Regions from separate parts of the Mus musculus genome. Here region 2 is linked to region 1. Evidence: chromatin loops called from intact Hi-C (ENCODE). Cell type or tissue: heart. All regions are shown on one strand. Links, peaks and the distances in the headings refer to the core of each region. The heading gives the core; the rest is flanking DNA. Region 1 overlaps Nhs (NHS actin remodeling regulator). Region 2 overlaps Nhs (NHS actin remodeling regulator).

Evidence for each region. A loop is a pair of places that touch in the nucleus more often than their neighbours do. Peaks named below come from ENCODE experiments on the same cell type or tissue, not always from the same donor. Only the 100,000 strongest peaks of a DNase experiment are listed, where the experiment ranks them.
Region 2: it touches region 1 in a loop (2.3-fold over the local background); 4 of 42 quality-filtered maps call a loop at or near these places.

Annotation. Positions count from the first base shown.
Region 1 is chrX:161,958,231-161,963,613 of GRCm38, reverse strand. The region is part of intron 1 of Nhs (NHS actin remodeling regulator); the gene reads left to right. Among named protein-coding and RNA genes, the nearest start is that of Gm26317, 110 kb to the left of the region's middle. In heart, for the core only: no CTCF peak of the experiment used is centred there; a DNase peak (open chromatin) is centred at 2,243.
Region 2 is chrX:161,870,918-161,876,300 of GRCm38, reverse strand. It overlaps Nhs (NHS actin remodeling regulator), which reads left to right. Exons shown (of 9, transcript NM_001290526.1): 2 at 909-1,061; 3 at 4,699-4,832. Among named protein-coding and RNA genes, the nearest start is that of Scml1, 41 kb to the right of the region's middle. In heart, for the core only: CTCF peaks have their summits at 2,401 and 2,602 (motif pointing left); no DNase peak of the experiment used is centred there; H3K27me3 peaks cover 264 bases.

The DNA of each region.
Region 1 (5,383 bases), core at 328-5,327:
GGAAGTGAGGACTGATTGCCTGTTGAATTTGAGAAGTTCCTAAGAGTACACCTTTCCTGTATGGTGAGGACAAAAGTAAACCAATGGATGGAGGCTTCTTTTACTCCCACCCTCCTTGCCTTTAGACCTGAAGGATTAGTCATAGGATCATGTTCAAATTATTCAATCCTAAAAAACAAGTGATTAACATTTAACTTTTTAATGGACAATTACTCAACAGTCATGCCAGAGGGTAAATATTTATTCATCTATTCCAAAGAGTGAATGTCAGCCTGAGTCAAATAACTATTTGTGTTCATTCTTTAATAATGGAAAAGTGATATTTCCAATTTTGATCCAAAACATATGTAGATGAGCTTTTCAGAGCCCTAAATTAGGCTTAAATTAAAGATACTACTCCTTCCTTTAACAAAAAAGCTAATATTTGTTGTATTCACTTCTCTAGATTTGGAATTTGGTAACTGGAACACTCACAAAGTCAATAGTAACAAACAACTCCATTTCTCAGTCTGCAGTCTTGTGTCAGACACTATTTACCATTATGCCATTATGGATTCAAGTCAGGGCAGAAGCAAGGCCATGATGTTGACCAACTTGTCCTTTGTAATGTGCTTATAATTATTCTTCCTTAGAGTCGGAGGCTAACTTGGGTGAACTTGTCTAGCCTGGAAGGAATTAGCAGCTTCCAATCTCATTTCTTGTTTGCCTACACTGAGTTCAAATATCCCTGATGTGTCCATATGGACACACTGAACAAATGGCCTAGGAAGTCAGGGGACTATAGGGTACCATTTCCCAGACTTTCAGTTTACTTTCAAGAAGTCAATTTTAATCAACAGGCAGGAAACGAATTTAAACATTGAAACATGCACCAAGGTCAGAGGCTAAGGGCTGGGCCTTGAAAGTTGAGTGCTAATACTCCAGGTGTGGCCTCCCCTACTGAGGTCAAAGATGCCCTGCATAAGCCACTAGTGAAAGAAAGGCCAGGGTGGCCTTGGCTTGTAGAAATAAGTTGGAGAATTTAAACTAGATTGATCAAGCCAGGGTAACTGCCTGACCTTTAAATTCCAGGTGCTTCATACAAAGGAAGCTGTTTGTTGTTTGTTGTTTTGTTTTTGTGTTTTCTTCATATGGGGAATGTAGGCATCAGGAAACCCAAACCCCTTCACTTTTGTGCCTAGATCCTTGCAATTTCCCACTTGAGCTACCACGTTTAGACAACAGATGAGGAAAAGTGAAGGAAGGAATGGGGGTTTTGTGGGCCCGCATAGCCACTAGCTACACTTGCAGACGATCACCTATTATACATGAGAGAGACTGGGTGAATAGTGTCATCAGTGTGTCCCAGACAGAAAAAGAAATGGCTGGGCATAGAACTAGCCAGTCACTGCCACACGTGGCTTCAAGAACACGAGACTATTTCTTCCAAGGAACAGAAGACCAGAGAGATGGGCAAAGCTGGTGGCAGGGGAAGGGGATGGAGAAGAAATGGAGTTTCTTTCCTAGTGTTTGGAAAAGAAAGAGGAAAGGAAGAGAGGGCAGGCAAGCACTGGCCTCCAAAGTTAGCTGATGGCTCCTGGAGCACTGCCAAGTTACAGTAGATTCACTTGCACTCCTAAAGGGAGAGCAAAATTGTTCTCATTCAGCTGTATTTCGCCCTCCCCACACACACCCCCTCCCGGGGCAAAGGCTTTAGAGGGTTGACTGAAAGTTGCTAAAGCAAAAGAGTAGATAAGAGGCTACTCGGCTTTGACTGAGGAAGCCAGCTGTGTCCAAAAGGAACAGGGAGAAGTGGAAGAGGTCAGGCTCCGCCACAGGTACCTGATTGTGGTGGCCTCTGGAGGTTGGCGGTGAACCGAACATTTCTCCTCAGACTCTTCCTTCACTCCGGGTGTGCTGAAAATAACAAAGCCACCTAACAAAGGGTGCCAGGATGCCCCCAGGCTGCATTCTGAGAGGGAAAGATACTACCTCCTAGTAAATCTCTGTCTTTTATTACCTGTTTTTTTTTTTTCTCCCTTCTGCTTGTGAGCCCAATCGTGTCTAGCTCTCTTTGGAAGAGATCAGAGATGGAAGGAAAGGTTGTGGCAGGGAGCCAGAGGAAGGCAGGGCTTTGGGGCCTGCCCTACCCAGCAGGTAGCGTCAGGGGCATCTGGCCTGGCCAGAATCCTGCTGGATCACACTCTCCTGCCCCAGTGATTCTGACAGGCCCTCTGGGGCAGAGTCTTTTGTGGCAATTTCTGGCAGTCCCAAATATGGTTCTGGATCAGTGCCCAGGAGCCTGTTGGAAGTCCAGACTCCAAGTCAAGAAGAGCAGAATTAACTGGCCAGCTGCCAAGATGATATTTTCCTTCCCGAGTGAGAACGCTGCCTAGGAAATAAGTTTAAGTCCCTTACTCTCTTATCTCATCACCAGTCTCCTTAAAAGAAGTGACTGTTAAAAGACACTTAAGTGCTGGGCGTGGTGGCGCACGCCTTTAATCCCAGCACTTGGGAGGCAGAGGCAGGCGGATTTCTGAGTTCGAGGCCAGCCTGGTCTACAAAGTGAGCTCCAAGACAGCCAGGGCTACACAAAGAAACCCTGTCAAAAGACACTTAAGCGGATCCTCCCCTCCTTAGAAAATGGTTTTATTTTTTTTTAACAAATGTGTGTATAGTGCCTATACACCATCAATCTTTATAATATTCTGTGTTGAACAAATATTAGCTCATTCAATCCTTGCCAAAAAAAAAAACCCAAAAAACAAAAAACCCAGAGACATAGTACAGCTTTTATCCATACTTTAGAGATAAGGACATAGGGTGAGAGAGCCTTAAAGGTTTATGTAACCCAGGGCCAAAGAGTTTAGGACTAAAGCTGGGCTTTGAACCAAAGCCATCCAACTTCAGTCTATTTGCTGTGCTGACTCTGTGTTCTCTACCTCAAGAAAATTTGGATATTTATTCTTTCCCTAAAGAAAGTGTGGATTTTCTTTGTAAATTGGCATAAATACAAATAGAAAACTGCACAAATCCTAAATGTATATAGTCCAGTGGATTTTCACAAGTTGAACAGTTGGGTACCTGATATTATGCTTCTGAGAGAAGTCAGAATATCAGCCCCTCAGAGGCGCACCTTCACCTCCACATTTAAGGCAAAGTCCTTATTCTGACTTTCCCATCATGGGTTAGTTTGAACTAGTTAAAATACACACACACACACACACACACACACACACACACACACACACACTATATCTATATCTATATCTATATCTATATCTATATATCTATCCTTCTTTTGTGTCTACTTTCTTTCCTTTCATCATATTGTTTTGTGTCGAGTTCAAATTGATTGGATTTTGTTATTGTATAGTATTTCATTTTGGATTATATAATAATTGGTTTATCAATTCTAGTCGTGATAGACAATTTCCTAATTTTCTAGTTTGAGACTAGAAATGCTAGTTTATATGTATTTTGGTGACCAAATTGATATATTTAAATTGAGTATATACTGTAGGGTATTCAAATATTCATCTTTAGTTGATACTACTGTACAGTTTTCCAATGTGGGTACAGTAGTTAACAACTACTCTGTGATGTCTATAATTTCCAGTTGTCCCACACTCTTGCTAACACTTAACATTTCTTGTCTTTTATTTTCATCCATTCTGGTGGGCATGTTTTATAGTTCTAAAAGATAAGTAAGTTTTTAGAAGAGTCTTAGATTTACACAACCATTGAACAGATACTACAAAGAGCTCCATGTGCCCTGATCCATTTTTTTTCTTATTATATCATTGTGGTGATTTAAATATGTCTGGCTCAGAGAGTGGCACTCTTTGGTGGCATGGCCTTGTTAGAGGAAGTGTGTCACTGTCAGGGTGGTCTTTGAGACCCTTCTCCTAGCTGCCTAGAAGACAGTCTTCTCCTGTTTGCCTTCTAATCACAATGTAGAAGTCTCAGCTCCTCCTGCACCATGCCTTCTTGGACGCTGCCATGCTCCTGCCTTGATGATAATGGACAGAGCCTTTGAACCTGTAAGCCAGACCCAATTGAATGTTTTCCTTGTAAGAGTTGCCTTGGTCACGGTGTCTGTTCACAGCAGGAAAACCCTAAGACAGGTATCTTATGTTAGAATGGTACATCCTATACAATCCACGAAGCAATATTAATATGCTATCATTCGTATTTTTAAATGTCAAAGACATGAGCTGAATGATAGTGTTAATAATGTCTTCTACCTTTGCCAAGTGAAAGACTACTAGGGATGTCTCCCTTTCATTATTCAAGCGGTCCAAGGTAGATTGATACTTTCAGTACAATTATCTGTCTAAGGAACTCAGCTGATGTAAGCAGATGGCTGCAGCATAAACTTTATGATGATCATTGTGGGTCAGAGAGTCTCCAAAGGTAAACCTTAGAAGAATATGGGATTCCTGTAAAATGTCAATGTTTGGATTTCCTCTTGGGATGCAGGCCATGAACGTACCCTTTGGAAAAAAAAAATAACCTCAGGTGAATCTAATATACCCCGTAAACTGATAAGCTGTGTTTTCTTAGACATTAAAAGGCCAGATTAGGAAACAATACCCAAGGCATATAAAGTACAGTGGGTGTGTCATTTAGGAGAGTGGGTTGGTGGTTAAGACAAACACATTCAGTTCATTCATTTCATTCTTTGGCTTTTTTTGTTTTTGTTTGTTTGTTTGTTTGTTTTGGTTTATTTTTCTTTTCTTTTCTTTTTTGAATGAGACCAATGTATTACCTACTGTGAGCTAACAAAGTATCTTGGTTCTTGTTTGAATAATAAAAGGATATGTGCATAAAAAGGAAGCCTGTCAAAACCATACTTCTAAGGTCTCTAGTGTTAGCTTTCCCAAGACCTTGGTGGGGAAAGGTTACAATGGAAATCTTCAGTGATGCAGCTGGCCCTCGGTGAGTACGGAAGCAGACACTGGGAGCTGGGAGTCTTTAGCTACCTTGAGATCTCCATAGGAACTCTAATGTTAAATAGGGCGTGGAGGACAGCAGGAAGAAATCAATGAGTAAAATATTCCAAAGGCAAATTCCAGAGAAGTGGCAGTCAGGGCTAAAGGGGACAATAGACAATACACATTAATTTAAGACCGTCAATTTAGCAGCATGTTTGTTGAAATAACCCTTTCCATTCTAAAAAAAGCATGGGGGTACAGACTTCTGAATCCATGCCGGAAACTACAGACTCCTGGGAGGGAATAATGGCAGCCCCAAATGGGACTTTAATAACAAAAGGCAATTATTTTTAGTATTTTCCAGTAGATCTCAGCTGTCTGGTATTGTCAGGTTCTATTCATGGAGAGGGGGAATTTAGAGTGAGTTAATTCAATGGATGGGGAAGGGAGCTGGTATTAATGGAAGG
Region 2 (5,383 bases), core at 180-5,179, 87 kb after region 1:
CATTTCCTATACACTTTCTTGTTCTAGGTTAGAATTCTCAAAGTGGAATGGTAGACCAATCTTCTAAGAGAAAATGCTCAGATTGAAACCAAAAGTTTGCGTGTGGCATAGGGATAAACAATGAACCAGTGTCTCCAAACCTTGTGCTGGGAAACAAGCAAACAGCAGAAAGAAAGGCTGAAACTGAAAAGAGCAGAATGCTCCTGGGCCAAAAGCCTGGCTCTGGATCATGGGTCTGAAGGATGAAGCCAACTGTACCTGATCTCATCCATCTTGAGACTAATAAGCTACCAAGTGCTCATGAGTTTCTCTGGGTGGCTATTTCTTATTCATAGTCCCCTAGTTCCTATAGATATGCATCCTCTATCCTTAAGGAGTTTGTTCTGTTCTGGGCTGTATTTGTAATGAATGTAATGAAGGCGACAATAGTGAATTAAATGCTATGTTTAGCAGAAAGATAGTCTTCCTTGTTTTCTCAGATGAGTTGTAAGAACTATGATATCTACACGTTTAGCACACCTGTCATAAGCCCTTTAGTGTTTGTGCTAACCTTTGGTGAAACCAGAATAAACGTCAAGGAATGGCATCGGGAGGTGGAAGGCAGGATCAGGAACCTGCAGCCAGAAGCCACAAGGGTCAAGAAACATCATAAAGACTAAAGTTCATGTAGACCCCAGGAACAATGTGAAAAAGCATCCTGTAGCCTCCCATGTCTTGGTCCAAGGGCATAGCCGTCCCCATCTGTATTATAAATTTCAAAGTTTTTCCAGCCTTGAGTTCATTTAGTAGTCTGGATTTTACCTATACATTCCTTCCTAGCTCCCTGTCCCCTCCCCTGCCCCAGTGCCCTCTAAATGCACAATCCAAGCTCCTGATGTACATTGCACTGTTTGCTCTTTGTCTTGCAGCTGTCTCCAACTTGGACATCGAGAGCAAGTTGAGTGTATACTACCGTGCACCATGGCACCAACAGCGAAACATCTTCCTCCCAGCGACCAGGCCACCCTGTGTAGAAGAGCTGCACCGCCATGCCAGACAGAGTCTGCAAGCCCTTCGTAGAGGTAACTGATCCCAGGCAGGGGGGATTTCTGGGAGAACATCAGAGGTTGTGCCATCAAGGATTTTCTGTCCCATTAGTCCTATTACCTCCTTAGCTGAAGCAAGTGCTTTGAAATACTCCCATGTCTACCCTGAATGCAATCCACGCATAATATGAGCTACAGGTCTATACTGATTAAAGTTACCATTATGGCCTTAATATGATCACAAAGAGAATTCCAAAAGGAAAGGTATTAATAGCACTGTCTCAATGTTCAAGTGCCAATTCACAATTATATTAGATGACATAATAAGAGGAGTTAGATGTCTGTACCTCTCAAAAATACATTTGAATTACGTAAAGACAGAAGCCATTCCAAACAAAAAGTATGGGGAAATGAAGGAGCCCTAGAGGTAGGGGCAGGAGAAGAGCCATGAAAATTGTTATAGTTAACAGTTATTTGATATAAGCAAAGTAATACTTTGGCTTAATTAAAAGGGAATTAGGTTTGACTCAGAAATAGATTCTATGATTCTTTTGATAGGAGATTTAGATGGGGCATTTGGAATTTGTATGAGACCTGGAACCTTTTCACTGACCATTCAGTGCATTACAGGATGGCTGTTATGCCTGGCTTCTGCCCAATCATTCTAAAAACCTCAATAAGGCCCTCAAGTGCACTTCTGTTTCTGTTGAGAATCTCTGAGCTGATCCAATGCCTTCATTCTACACGGAGGTGCAAGGAGGGCTGAAATGTGGGGGAAACTGTTCAGGATCATACAGGCACCTTTTCTATAATCTATGCATCCTCCCAATATGCCACATATCACTCTCATAACTGACCACTATGTCTACCTTCACACAGGTAAGGATAGCGTCTTATTAATTTATTCTATTCAAAGCATATAGCACAAAACCAGCATATGGCACATCCTCAGTATGAATAAGTATAAGGGAATGAAATTCTGCACAAAGCTGATTGAGCATTGAAAGCACAAGATGAGTACTGAGGAATTTTATCATTCTCACTAAATGCCTTCACACATCACATCATTAGAGAGCTTGAGTAACATTAGCCCTGTAGACATCATTCTTTCTTATCATTTTATTATTATTAATCAGCCCTCCCTGATTAGAGTTTTACAGATCTAACCAGATAACAGTGAGCTACTCATAAGCTATCATATTTCACTGCTTCATCAGGTTTGGACTTAAGAGCAGAACTGAAGAACAGCAAGTGCCAATATCAATTTTCTCTGCAGTTCCTCCTAGGGCATAAGAGATAGATAGACAGCCTTCCGGGCTTTCCATGGAAGACTATGGAGGCTCATTTTGCCCTATTCAGACTGGCTTGTTTTGTGGTTGGCTCAACAGCAAATCTTGGGGGTAGTAGTTTTAATAGCATGGCAGAGAGCCATAAATGGGAATTACAGGCATCATAGAATTACAAACATGCAGTGGTGTAAAATTAAAATTAGCAAACAGCCATATATATATATATATATATATATATATATATATATATATATTCATCAGCATAACCCACATCTGCCACCTGGTGGTTGGGACTAATACCAAACTTGCAGCCAAGGGCTTGGCTCCCCAAATGTGGCAGTGAGCTTCTCTGTGGGGAGTCTCTGGACAGCTGGAATCTCCTTGCTTTCATGGGGAGAGAGGGAATGATGAAACATGGGTAAGTAAAACTGTGTGCCTGCAGATTTGTGCTCATTTGGGAACTGAGATTAAACTTGAAATTGGCTGCCTTAATATCATCCCCCTACCCATAACAAACTGTACTGAAGGTCAGGCATTATGCTACAGCATAGCATTGAAAGAGCAATCAAGTATAGTCTCTGTCTTTAAAAATACATGGTATAGTGAGGAGGATGACCAAGTAAGCAGATAGGGTCAGTTCAGTGCTATGGGGAGTAAATAGAAATGTGCCTGTCATGTCATGGAGCCTCAGGGAAGTGACATCTAAATGGATTTCAAGTTGTTTAGAATATAATTATCAATTATCGCTTTTTCCCTCTCTTAGCAATTCTTTAATGCTCAGTGCCAGTAATAACTTTAAGTTATGCCATCTTTTATGTTCATAAAACACACAGAGAGAGTAATACATGGCTATAAAGAGAGAATTATATTTTATATTTCCTTTCCTTTCAAGTTTCTGGCTGGTATCTATGTTCCATTGGTCTAAAGAAATAAGGATGAAGATTTGACTGCAGTTGCAGGCCCTGGTGGACTGATATTGTCTCTAGCTCACCACTGGCAAAAGTCTTATTAGTGAGGGATTACTTTAAGCTGCCTACTCTTGGCCTGGGTAGAGCAGAAGATGTATTTAAGATAGGACAGGAGAGAAATGGTTGAAAGGAGAATTGGGCTAATATCCCCTATCTCATTCCACTCTCTCTTCACTTCTTTCCACCCAGTAGCACACATCTGCTATGCCTAGCGAATTTAAGAATGTAAAAGCTTTTCTTTGGCCTATCTGTTAGAAAAAAACCTAAATGTTTGCTTTTAGAGAAAAATGATGGTGACATTAGAGTCGGGAACTTGATCAAGAAGGGCATTTAGCTCAAAATTTCTTGACAAGCATTGATTTTAGGAGCAGTATAGCAAAGACCACCTATATGATGTGCTTTAGAAGACCTTTCTCTGCTTGTGCATGGAATGTTGGGTTTTTTTTGTTGTTGTTGTTTGTTTTGTTTTGTTTTGTTTTTAAGAATCCCAAGCAAAGGAAGGCAGTGTCAGGGATTGGTGCTTTCCCATGGGATGGTCTCAGGTTTGGCCTGTTATTGGTTGGCCATTCCCTCAGTCTCTGCTCTATCTCCTGTGCTTACATTTCCTGTTGCCAGGATACATTTTGGGTTGAAAGTTTTGTGGGTGGGTTGCTGTTTCTATTACTCCACCGAGGTTCCTGCTTAGTGATTCTTATTATGAAGTCAGGACTACCTTATCCCCTACTCCCAGATATTTCTGAGTCTTCCCCCAAAGACAGCTTTACACTGGAATGAGAAAGCAGTCGTCACAGGGATTCCTTTAGTATCTGTGGGAGCACAAGATTGTAAATCCCTCAACGTTTTTGTGGCTATCAGGAAGGAAAGGCTTTTAGATGGATGCTCATTACCCAGTTCTCTGGAGGAAAATAGAAGATAAATAAAATAGACAGTGCATAACATTTGCCAATTTCTTTTTTTTTTCTGTGATATATATAATTCCTGTCAAAATAATTTCTGACTCCACATAGTTCTTTCCTGGAGTTAGTGACATCTAAGTCCAGGAAGCTGGGCTATGTCTGCATCTATTCTATATTTGAGTCCTTATGGCAGCAAGCCTTCCACCATTATTCTCAACATTTGCTTTCTTTTTTTAACTTCTGATACTTTGATATGAGGTGTGTTGTACTTATTAGTGAGCCTACCTTGTTCCAACATTATAAGATGGGACCATAGAGATGGATGCATCTGTCCTTGTATTTGCAGCAAGTGAATATTCAGTTAAGAACCATTTTAAAGAGTTAATATGGTATATAGATTAGCTAGATTAAGGAGAGCTCTTTTTTTTTCTAACAGCTTTTTGCTAACATTCTCAAGAGGGGAAAAACAATTGAAAATACCAAGTCTTTTTCATTATGTTTGTCTGTTCTGCACCCTCAGAACACCGGAGCCGGAGTGATCGCAGAGAGCAAAGAGCTGCTGCTCCCCTCCCCATAGCTGCTCCACCACTACCAGCCTACCCTCCAGCTCACAGCCAGAGGAGGCGCGAGGCCAAGGACCGCCACTTCCTAACGGTAAGCATGGCAGATGATGTTTGATCTGTGTTTGCTCTTCTTGAGCATCAAGTGAAGGAAACTGGGCTGGCTCAGAGGGCAGGTCATAGGCATGTAGGAACTCCTTTCTCTTCTTTTTGGAGTACACACACACACACAGAGAGAGAGAGTGAGAGACAGAGAGACAGAGAGAGAGAGAGAGAGAGAGAGAGAGAGAGAGAGAGAGAGAGAGAGAGAGAGAGAGAATACAGTAAACCAACAATAGTTGAGGACTGTAAAATCAGATGACAATTTCCCTTTGAATCACAGCTCTGCATATGTGTTTAGGATTGAATTCGTTTTTCTTTTCTCTCCGTTCTTGTCTTTGTAATACAGAGATATTAATGGTATTAACTTAGGGCCTTGAGGATGCACAAAGCTTAGTGCAGGGACTGACAGACCCAGAGTAAGACAATGTTAACCACCATCACTACTACCATTATTACTAGTGTGACTCCATGGGAGATGCTGGAAAAGAACTTACATGATGCAAAATTTACCACTAGAATCAATCATAAGTTTGCACTTTCCCA